2 separate regions of the Mus musculus genome follow, and region 1 is linked to region 2. A link is a loop called in an ENCODE intact Hi-C map of the cell type or tissue named here. Cell type or tissue: gastrocnemius. All regions are shown on one strand. Region 1 has its middle 65 kb from the start of Gm5420. Region 2 overlaps Sgk1 (serum/glucocorticoid regulated kinase 1).

Region 1 (5,000 bases), 220 kb after region 2:
TCCATGGCCTGTCTTCCTCTTCCTCCTCCTCCTCTTCCTTTTCTTTAAACAACATCAACAGCTGTACTGTCCTACAATGTAAAGACCCCATGCACATTCTTATGCTTGTGGGCATCACAGACAACATGAGGCTCTCAAGGCGCTCTCTGTCAGGCCCCTCAACCTAGGAGAGCAAGCCTAGCAACCGAGCTTTCCTGGCCCCGAAGGGAAGCAGGCTAGGATGTGAAGAAGGAGCCTCAAAGCGTGAGCCAGAAGGTTGCAGGTGGGAGGTCCTCTTGGCTTCGTGAAATTTCCTCCTTTTAAACTAAAGCACAGAACTTAGGTCCGAGCACCATTTGCCTGTGCCTGTGGGCAGAGCTGTGTGCAGATCTTGGGCCACCAGTCTTTCAGGCAAGCCAGTCTTTCAGGTGTATCTCAACTGGCAGGAAGTAGAGCTGTGTCTTAAGCTCTTCCCAACCCCACACCCCTTTCTCTGCAACACAGAGCACAAGCCTCACAGCTTTCTAGAGCGGATGCAAGTACACCAGAGGCCCCTGACCGTTCTCTCCTATGGGAAGGCAAGAAGTCCTTGAGACTGATGCACATATGGCTGAGATTCAGGCCCTGAAAAGGCCCCTTCCAGCACATGATCCCCTCCCCTTCTTCCACACTTAGTCATTTCTAAGCTCCTACAGGCTCTCACCAAAGCACTCAGCAGGACTCAGGAACTTAATGGATTTTAGTTTCATTTTTATTGAGCAATGAAATGAGGTTTTATTCATTAACAACCTAAAATAGTTTTTAATTCTGTGGGGATAATTTAGAAATTGTTGTGAAACGTAATTCATTTTTATAAACATGCCCGTAGTGTGCTTTGCACTAAGAAGCACTCACACTGTGATTTTTTTTAGTGTGTGAGTGTTTGTCTGTGTGTGGTTGTGTGTGTGTGTGTGTGTGTGTGTGTGTGTGTATGTGTGTGTGCGTGCGCTTTCCAGGTCTCTGGGGAACAAAGTGCTATCTAGTGCTTCCAAAAGCAAAACTATTTCTTCTATCAATAAAATGAAGTCCTTTCTAAAAGAAAGATAGTCCAAGGGCTAGTTCTTCAGAGAGCTAGACTCTTCCTGTGGTTTACAGTATTTCTCTCCCCATCCCCTCAAGGTCTTTATGGGTACAAGCAAACCTTCAAATGCATCTTTCTGGATATTTCTGATTAAAGTCTGCATACTGGAGCTCCTAGGCCAAAGAGACTTCAAACATGAATAAAGTGAATGATATTTGGGGTGAAAAAGTGAATCCATATGGTATATACTTTTCTGCTAACAGGACGTGGCAGGTGTCGTTACTGAGATTGTCATTCACCTGAGCAGTGGTCCTCACTTCCTCCTGAGCATCAGAATCACCCACGGAACTTGCTAAAGCTAACTTGCCACCTTCTGCCTCTTCCTCTTTACATCTATATTCTCTGGGTCTGTGATGGGCCTTCGATCTGCATGCCTGACAAGCTTCTAGGAGATGCTGGCCCTGCTGGTCCTGGGCCAACTTTGTGATGGGGATCACATAACTTCATCATTACTCTCAGAGTCTCCGTAAGCGAGTGCATTTCACAATGGTCTTTGACCATGGAAGGCGGTGACACAGAGAGAGTCTGGGGTCATGGAGCTGATGACTACAGAGCTGGGATTTGGTTCAAGGTGTGACAAGGCTGATGTTTTCCCATAAGACAGCCATGTTCGCCCACAAGCGAACAACCCAGAGCTTCTCAACTAGACGGAGTAAGAATTCATTTACTCTAAGTGGCCATGGCCTGGGAACCTGCTTTAGATGGTCCTGAATAACATGTTCCACCATGAGGGCAATTGCATGAACTTTTACAGTCATAGAGGCAAAGGAAGTTATAAATAAAGGAATCAAATGATCTACAGGTGAGCTGGCTGCAGAAATGTGAACAAGACTGTCTGATAAACTCTGATGTCTTCCACAGCCTTCAGTCTGGTAGAAGCTAGTGGTGTGTAAATACATTCTAAAACTTTTACCCAACACTCAAAGGGATGTTAGGTCAGACAAAGGTGCATATTGAATGGCCGACGGGTGGGTGGGTAAAGATAGCCCAAGATGATTTGATTCTTGAGCTGCAACATTCCAACCTCCCACAATCACATCTCTGATCAGACTGTCAGTCCTGCAGAATCTTTAATACAAATGTGGCTTTGGGTGTGTGCCGGAGGGTGGACAGACACGCTTTAGTGTAACAGGTGTCTTCACATTGAACAAAGACCATCCTTGTGACGCCTGTGTCACCTCCACCCCTGCTGAAAAGAGGCACTTCAGGGTGGTGAGCAGCTAGGAAGTGTTCAGCAGAGATGTTCAGGAGAAACTGGCTCATAGGACTCATAGGACTCATAGGAGAGGGAAGTGCTGCTTCCAGTCTTCCTGTGGCTTTGGAACAGATGGATATCAGAGAATCCCTTCTCCTCAGACTCTGCAAACACAATAATCATTTCTTGGAAGAGAGCCCTTCCCTCTCCCAAGACCACCAGCAAGGTTTCTTCACAGGGCGCTTGAACAACCTGTTTATTCGGCAAACTCAGAAAGCAAATTGCACCAAGGGCAAAACAATGCAGCATTCCTGTTCAACCGGCTGGTTAATAACACCCAGCAGAGCCAAGAGGTGAGCATTTGGCAACTGGCATCTCAAATCACCAAATGATTCAGACACATTGCATGAATAAAGCAATCCTGGGGCCTGATTATGTCAATTTCACCTGTTTATAGCGCAGGCTCTGGTCACCCTGCTGTCTCTCCACATGCAGATCATCCTGCCTATATTATTATCGTTCAGGCTCCATTTACTCATCCTGTGAGCAGAGGACTCCGGCCCACCAGACACTTAGAAAGTGGTTCCATTCCCTTGATTTGTGGCTCAGAGTCTAGTAATGGGGAATGGGGGACCATTCTTCTTATGAATTTTATAATCTAAATGCATGCCTTCCATCTATGTTACATATGCATGTAGTCTGGGATGTCATATAGTACAAGGGGACACATGCCAACAGCTATTTTGTCCAGAGGTAATAAGGAGACTTACGCAGCCTGCAATTGTACCAATGATCTCCCGACTGGGTAAGGAAAGGTCTTAGGCAGAGACGTCTGCTTGTCAAAGAGCACTCACACATTGGCTTGCTCCAGGTGCCGGAATACATTGTCTGACTGAGGAAGGAACATTCATTGATGTTCACGGAATTCACTGTAGTGAGAGGAATTAACATTCAGACTGAAGGCTTGTCTCTCAGGAAAGCTGGGGACAGCCGCTCCAGCTCCAGGCAAGCTACTCACTGTCTCCTTGATTGGATCCTTCTTTGTCCCAGCCTGCTTCCGGCCTCTCTAATGAATGATAATGAAGAGGGAGTTGGGGAGACCCAGCGTCACGCTTTCAGAGGAGCACCTGAGTGGCAGATGGAGGGGTTTGGGGTGCATGCATTTTAAAGATGCTTAGCACCTTCTTTGGGAGCAATGTCTTAAGCATGCATAAAGCAAAGCTTCATCTAAGCCCAACAATTCACCAAGCAGGCTTCTGTGGAATTGTCTAAACCATCAGCATGTCACAGATCTTGCTAACTGGAACGCCATCGGCTAGAACTGCCCTGAAATGTTCATTTTGTAGAAAGGATGGGGGAAATTGTCTAAAACAGACCCATATTGATGAGTTAGATTTAAAAGAGCACATTTCCAGGCTACAGCAGGTTTGAGATAACCTCCACGAAGGGCATTTCAGGCAGTTACTATTAATAATATAATAATAATATATTAATAATATTATAATGCTCCCACAAGAGATTTTGTTATCGTGCTTGGTGTGGCAGTGAGCGCCTACCGGGGGAGGCTGAGGCAAGAGGGTAGCTAGACTTGTGGGATTACAGGCCAGGCTTTGCAACATAGCAAGTCTCTGCCTCAAAAACCAAAACGCATCCTTTTATCAAAAGGAGGTTCCCTTACTAGTCTCCTAATACTTGCAGCAGCGGAGATGGGTAAGATGTGTGCTAACTGCTGTTTAAGCATTGTCAATCCTCACATTTCTCATTTTCTGTTTTCTTAAAAAAAAAAAAAAAAAGACAGAATCTTAGGAAATCTAGGCCAGCATCAACCTTAATATAGTCCCTGCTTCCACCACCAAGTGTTGGGGTTACAAACATGCGTTACAAACACTAGATAATTTTCAGGCATTTTGTTACTGTTGCTCTTTAAGGATGATGGCTCACAGTGGTAGCCCAGGCTCACCTCAAATTCACAGCAATCCTCCTGCCTCAGCTTCTTGAAGGTTGGGGTTCCAGGCATGCACCACTGTGGTGGGCTAATGGTTCTTAAGCTGCAAGTGTCTCTGCAAGCTACCCCATTTTGGAATCATCACAGTCATACCTCCAGCAGGCAAGCTTGTGTGAGTTAGAGAGAGCGTGAAGAATAATGTTTAACAGCTGTGTCCTCTGCTTCCACCTCCAGCCAGCTGCATGCTCTTGAGCAAATCTTTTCTCCCTTGGAGCACAAGGCAAGCGGCAAGGTTAGAGAGCCACAAGGACTTGGTTGGGGTAGGGGTAGAGGTCAGGTTCGGGGGGAGGGGCACAAAACAACACAGACATACACACATACACACACATATATACATACACATATACACACATACACACATATACACACATACACACACATACATACATACACATATACACACACATATACACACATAGACACATACACACAAACATGCACACACACACACATATACACACATACACACATATATACGCACACACACATACACACAAACATGCACACACTTACACACACATATACACACATACACACAAACATGCACACACTTACACACACATATACACACACATTCACACTGAAGAAACATCAAATCTGTCTCACCTATGAGACTAAATGTTCACCATCTAACAATTTACACAGTGGGGGTTCCAGCTCTGTGGGCTTCTTAATTCAATAAAAACTGTGACTGTTCACAA
Region 2 (5,000 bases):
TTGATATGTCTTCAATAGAAATTACATTTTATAAAAAAAAAAAAACGTGATGTTTTCCTGGCCAGCAATGTATAGACAGATTGTTCCTCGTGATAGTTACTGTAGGCTAACATAAATATTGGTAGAGCAGGCAAACCAAATAATAATGTATGGTAGGTTGTGTGCGCTAAGTGCTTCCTGACAATATGCTGTGTGTTTTATTGGGATGACCCTTCGTTGTAAGTAGAATAATACCTGTACTGTATAAAAACATTTTCAGTGAATTTTGGGAACCAGACAACACAGCCATTGTAGAATACTGTCAGTTCATCCCCCAGTCAAACAGCAGAAATAACAAGTAAGTTTAGGAAGAGGAAAAGGGAAGATACATTCCTGAGCCCCACAAAGGCAGAACAGATCTTGCTCCATTTGTAAAGCCACCGAAGGCTGACCCCTTGGTTTACTCAATCTGAGGGAACGTGAGGGGGCTCCTCTGTGAGTAGCTAAATTGGTTCTGTAGTCACACATGCATCTGGCAGTGGGGTAGTCATGAGGCTGGGATTTAATGTCAAACAACTCAAATGCTGCATAAGCTTGACTCTCAGCACCTTCCAGCAGAGGCGTCTGAAAGGACACTCACCGGACCCTGGAGCAAGTACCCTGTCCTCTGTCTAGAACTGCGCATGCCTTGCTGAGATAGAGCAAAGTTCTTTCCTGCATTCCAAATCCTGGCTTTAGAATTCCACTGGTTTTCCCAGCGTTTGTTTGTTTGTTTGTTTGTTTGTTTGTTTGTTTTTGAGATGGGGTCTCACATAGCACAGGCTGGCCTTAAGCCCACTGTATAGGTTAAAATGGCTCTGAATGCCAGTCATGCTGCCTCTGACTTCTTAGCGCTAGGAAAACATGGCCTTACCACCACACCTAGCCCAGAACCCAACACTCCCTATTAAGGATGCTAAAAAGTCAAGAAAAATGTGTTCCTGTCTTTCTGGTTCTGGTAGCCAAGAGTACACGGAAGAATATGGGGTTCCACATGCAAGGAATAATGTGGGAGAGGTTGCTTCAGTCCAAAGGAAAACCTAGAATCTGAGTTTACAACCTTCCCCTGTCAATTCCTTGTTTAACAGCTTAAACATTAAAAGCCAAAACAAAAAAACAAAGTGAGCTATTTTATCTAAATGAACAGGCAACACCTAGTGTGATCTCCGGCTGCAGGACTTGGGTCCCACAGCATGTGTCACAGTGTGCCTGTCTGTGTCTCCAGGATCCTTGTCACTCTTGTGTTTGGAGCCCTAGATAATAAGGCTCAATAAATGATGAAACTTTAAATTTCAAGAGAAAAACCCCACTAAAGGTCCAGTAAGGAACAACATAGTGAAAGCATCAATAAAGCAAAGTATAGGGCTCTTTTGCTCACAGCAAAGGGAAATGTGGGAACTGTCCTATAAAAGCACAATTCTTCCTCCACACATACACACTGCCCACTAAGAACATGTTGCACCATTAACTCTGTTGCATTACCTCCTTGAATACATGCATTGCTCACAGTCTATTATTACAGTTCCGTTCTTGCTAGTGGAAGAAATGAAATCACCCAGGGGGTAGATAGTGGCAGGAAGCTGCTGAGGCGGAAGTCCGGAATCTGTGGCAGAGGCAGGAGGTCTTATTCTCAAGTTCACCACTTGAACCACAGCAAGTAATGCAGAACTCAACTTGGCTGCTTCCTGCTACTCTGGGCATGGCCCACTGAAAGAGACATGCTTCAGGAAAAGGAGAGTGCCTGTGGCTAGCAGTTTCCAAATGTACCATGTTATCTGAACGTGCCAGCCCATGCCTGTAATGCCAGTACTTGGAAGACTGAGGCTGGAGATCGTCATGACTTTGGATCAGTTTGAGACCTTGGATGACAGTAGGACCTTGTCTTACAGGCACACACACACACACACACACACACACACACACACACACACACACACACACACTCGCACGCAGGTGGAAGTGATGGATGTCTGTTTTGAAACGTTTGAGTCATAGAAATAGATGGTATAGGAGCAGCATATGAAAAGTGGAACACACCTCTGTCCTTCTGATGGATTTTCTTCACAAAATCTTCAAAATGAAGCACACTCCTCCACTTCAAGTTTTGGTGAAGGCTAACCAAATTAATTTGTCCAACATACGTTTAGTTGTGCCTGTGCCATATGCAAAGAACTCTTAGGAACTGAATACCCTGGGGATTATCTTAAAGGGAAGTGGGAGATAGCTAAAAACTTGGTGATTCTAACTTAAGACGTCCATCTTTCCTCCCCTCTCTTTTCATGATGCTTTGTTGTACTTGGCAAAGGGAACACTGAGTTTGCAAGGAGCCTTTCACTTGTCAGCGTTAAAAAACTCCCCGTTATGCATTAAGTTAATCAATCAAGACTATCAGCGGCTATTGTCATATTGAGGTCATCGGTGGTCAAATTTCAACTTCTACAAAGCAAAGTAGTCTGAATCAGAGTTGATAAGAGAACTGATTTTGTGGCTGAGGTATGCTCCGCCTCCTGTGTGTGATAGGGTGTTGACAGCTCCCGGTGTGTGGGGCTCACACAGGAAGCCACACCTGTGAGCCCCAGAGTGTCATAGCTACAGAGTGCTTGGGAGCTGCTGTCTGCACTCTGCAGTCCACCCCACATTCTTCTCTAGATTTTTCCATTCTTTCCACCCCCTCTTCAACAGTGTTCCCTGTACTGTGAAGGGCATGTTAGAGACACCCCATTACAGCTGGGCATTCAACATTCATTTATATGTGTACCTTGACCAGTCACCGCTGATCACTGCAGAACAGAACCTCTCTGACCAATGCCAATAGTAGTAGCACTCTATGGCCACAAACACAGTTATAGAGAAGGCAATTTGGGAGGCATATCATGTCCACTTAGAAAATATAAAAACTCTCTCACTAGGCCAAATAACCTCACAAGCCACAGGCTTTCAACTAGGTTTATAATACCAGAAGTCAGTTTCTTCTTATGGACCCAGGACCAAATCCAATCAAAGAACAGCTGGTTACCCCCATAACAAACCTGACTAACACATTGCACCAGCAGGCTCACCTTGAACAACGCGTCCACAGCTGAGTAAGACTTACTGAGAATCCTCCCCTGGCAGCCTGCATAGCACCTTCTGGAATTCTGAGGGCTGACCAGCAAGGAGGAAAATTCCAGTCCAGTTCCAGCTTGACTTTCCCTGTCCTATGATCAAGGCATGTGGTGTCTTATCAATGGGGTATTACCGTCTAGTTCTGGTCAGCAAATAGCAGCTTGGACAGTTGCCTGTGTTACTTTGGGCTCTGCAAGGTCTTTCCTGGCTAATAACTTATAGCAAGGCAGCCCACATCTGGAACTGAGATTTCCATTTAATAATACATTAATTTTTTTCCATCTATACAAAGTAACTCGATGCACTCTTTTTGAGGAACTTTATTGTTTGATTTAATTACCAAGTGTATTTTTTTCTGGTTTTTCTTACACATCACTACTGTGGATTACGTCTCTCCTCTACACCCCCCCCCCATCACCCTGGCTCCCCTTCCCAACGCGTTCCCTCCCACCCAGGGGGCCCCTCTTCCATTTTCATGTCACATTTATTCTACAGCCAACACAGACACATACATACACACATACTATCACACATGGAAGCACACACGTAACCACACAGAGACACACAAACATAGAAACACATGCAAACCACACACATAGAATTCTGAAACAAAATAGAACATTAACTTTTCTCCTCAGGAAAAAAATACCCTCAGTTTTGACTGTGGCTCTTAAATTTTCCCTTCAAAATAATCTAGCTGTGCCCAGAAGTTTATGTCTATAATCCCAGAGATTGGGAAGCCTACACAGGACAATGGCCGGGCGTTTGAACATAGCCTGGATGACACAACAACACCCTGTCTCAAACAGCAAACAAATGAGCACTCGAAACTAAATCTAGACATTTTGACAGATGTAAGGGTTAAAGCAGCTTGTGATAAGCAGACTTGAAGAAATGCAGGAAGAGTTTCAGGGAGCCATTCTCTTACCTGGCAAGCAAGTGCCCGGATAAAAGTGTGGTCCTCAAGGCTGCTCTATGGTTTGATCATTGCCTATCGTCACTGGCTTCTCAGCACAGAGAACGCTATCATAGTTGCCAATAGTAGCACTGGGGAAAGCACACTGTGAACTTGGAGGGAGACTCACTCTGTGTCGAAATCCTAATTTATAGTCTATTCCAGACCACAGGGCCGGCAACTTAAAACCAATGTGTACAAAAAAAGCAAATGGTGCGCACAAGTTTCAGTCTACCGTGACAGCAGAAAGGAGTTTGAACTTGTGTAGCCTGTTCGCTCGTCTGAGTGAATGCTGAGAAGGTGTGAAGGACTCCAGCCCCAGAGAAGAGGGTGGACTTGAAAGCGGGCTGATTCGATTCTTCATTTCTACTCCTCTTTCTCCCTCTCCCTCCCTCCCCTTCTACCGTCTTCCCATCCTTCCTTCTTCCTGAGATGATTTGCTCTTACCATGAGGTCACGCTGCCCTCAAGCTTGTGGTAACTGACCCCCTGCCTGCAGGGATTACCACATGACCCTCAACATGTGGCTCTCTTCCTTACACTCCGTGTGAAGACTGAAGCACTTATAAATCCTAAACGTAACACCGAGACAAAACAGTACGTTTGTGTCTCTCCAGCAGCTGCACATGGCAGAGAACATGCCAGTCTTCCTCTCGCAAAGAATGCTGGGCGGGAAAATGTTCCTACCAGACTTCAGGGTGAGCTGATCCTCAGAAACTCATTATTCTTTATAAAATAATATTTGAATGGGTGTGGTGACACACGCCTTTATTCCCAGCACTTGAGAGGCAGAGACAGGCGTATCTCTTGAGTTGGCAGCAACTGTTCTATATAGCAATTTCCAGAACAGGACTACACAGAGAAACCCTGTCTGGGTAACAAACAAACAAGAGACTATGTAGTTTATTTAGGCTTATTGTATC

The links. Peaks named below come from ENCODE experiments on the same cell type or tissue, not always from the same donor. Only the 100,000 strongest peaks of a DNase experiment are listed, where the experiment ranks them.
Region 1: a loop joins it to region 2, with 2.1 times the contacts of the local background. A loop is called at or near these places in 1 of 42 quality-filtered maps.

Annotation. Positions count from the first base shown.
Region 1 is chr10:21,753,515-21,758,514 of GRCm38, reverse strand. No RefSeq gene overlaps it. Among named protein-coding and RNA genes, the nearest start is that of Gm5420, 65 kb to the right of the region's middle. In gastrocnemius, no CTCF peak of the experiment used is centred here; a DNase peak (open chromatin) is centred at 2,657.
Region 2 is chr10:21,973,111-21,978,110 of GRCm38, reverse strand. The region is part of intron 3 of Sgk1 (serum/glucocorticoid regulated kinase 1); the gene reads right to left. Among named protein-coding and RNA genes, the nearest start is that of Gm34267, 83 kb to the left of the region's middle. In gastrocnemius, no CTCF peak of the experiment used is centred here; no DNase peak of the experiment used is centred here.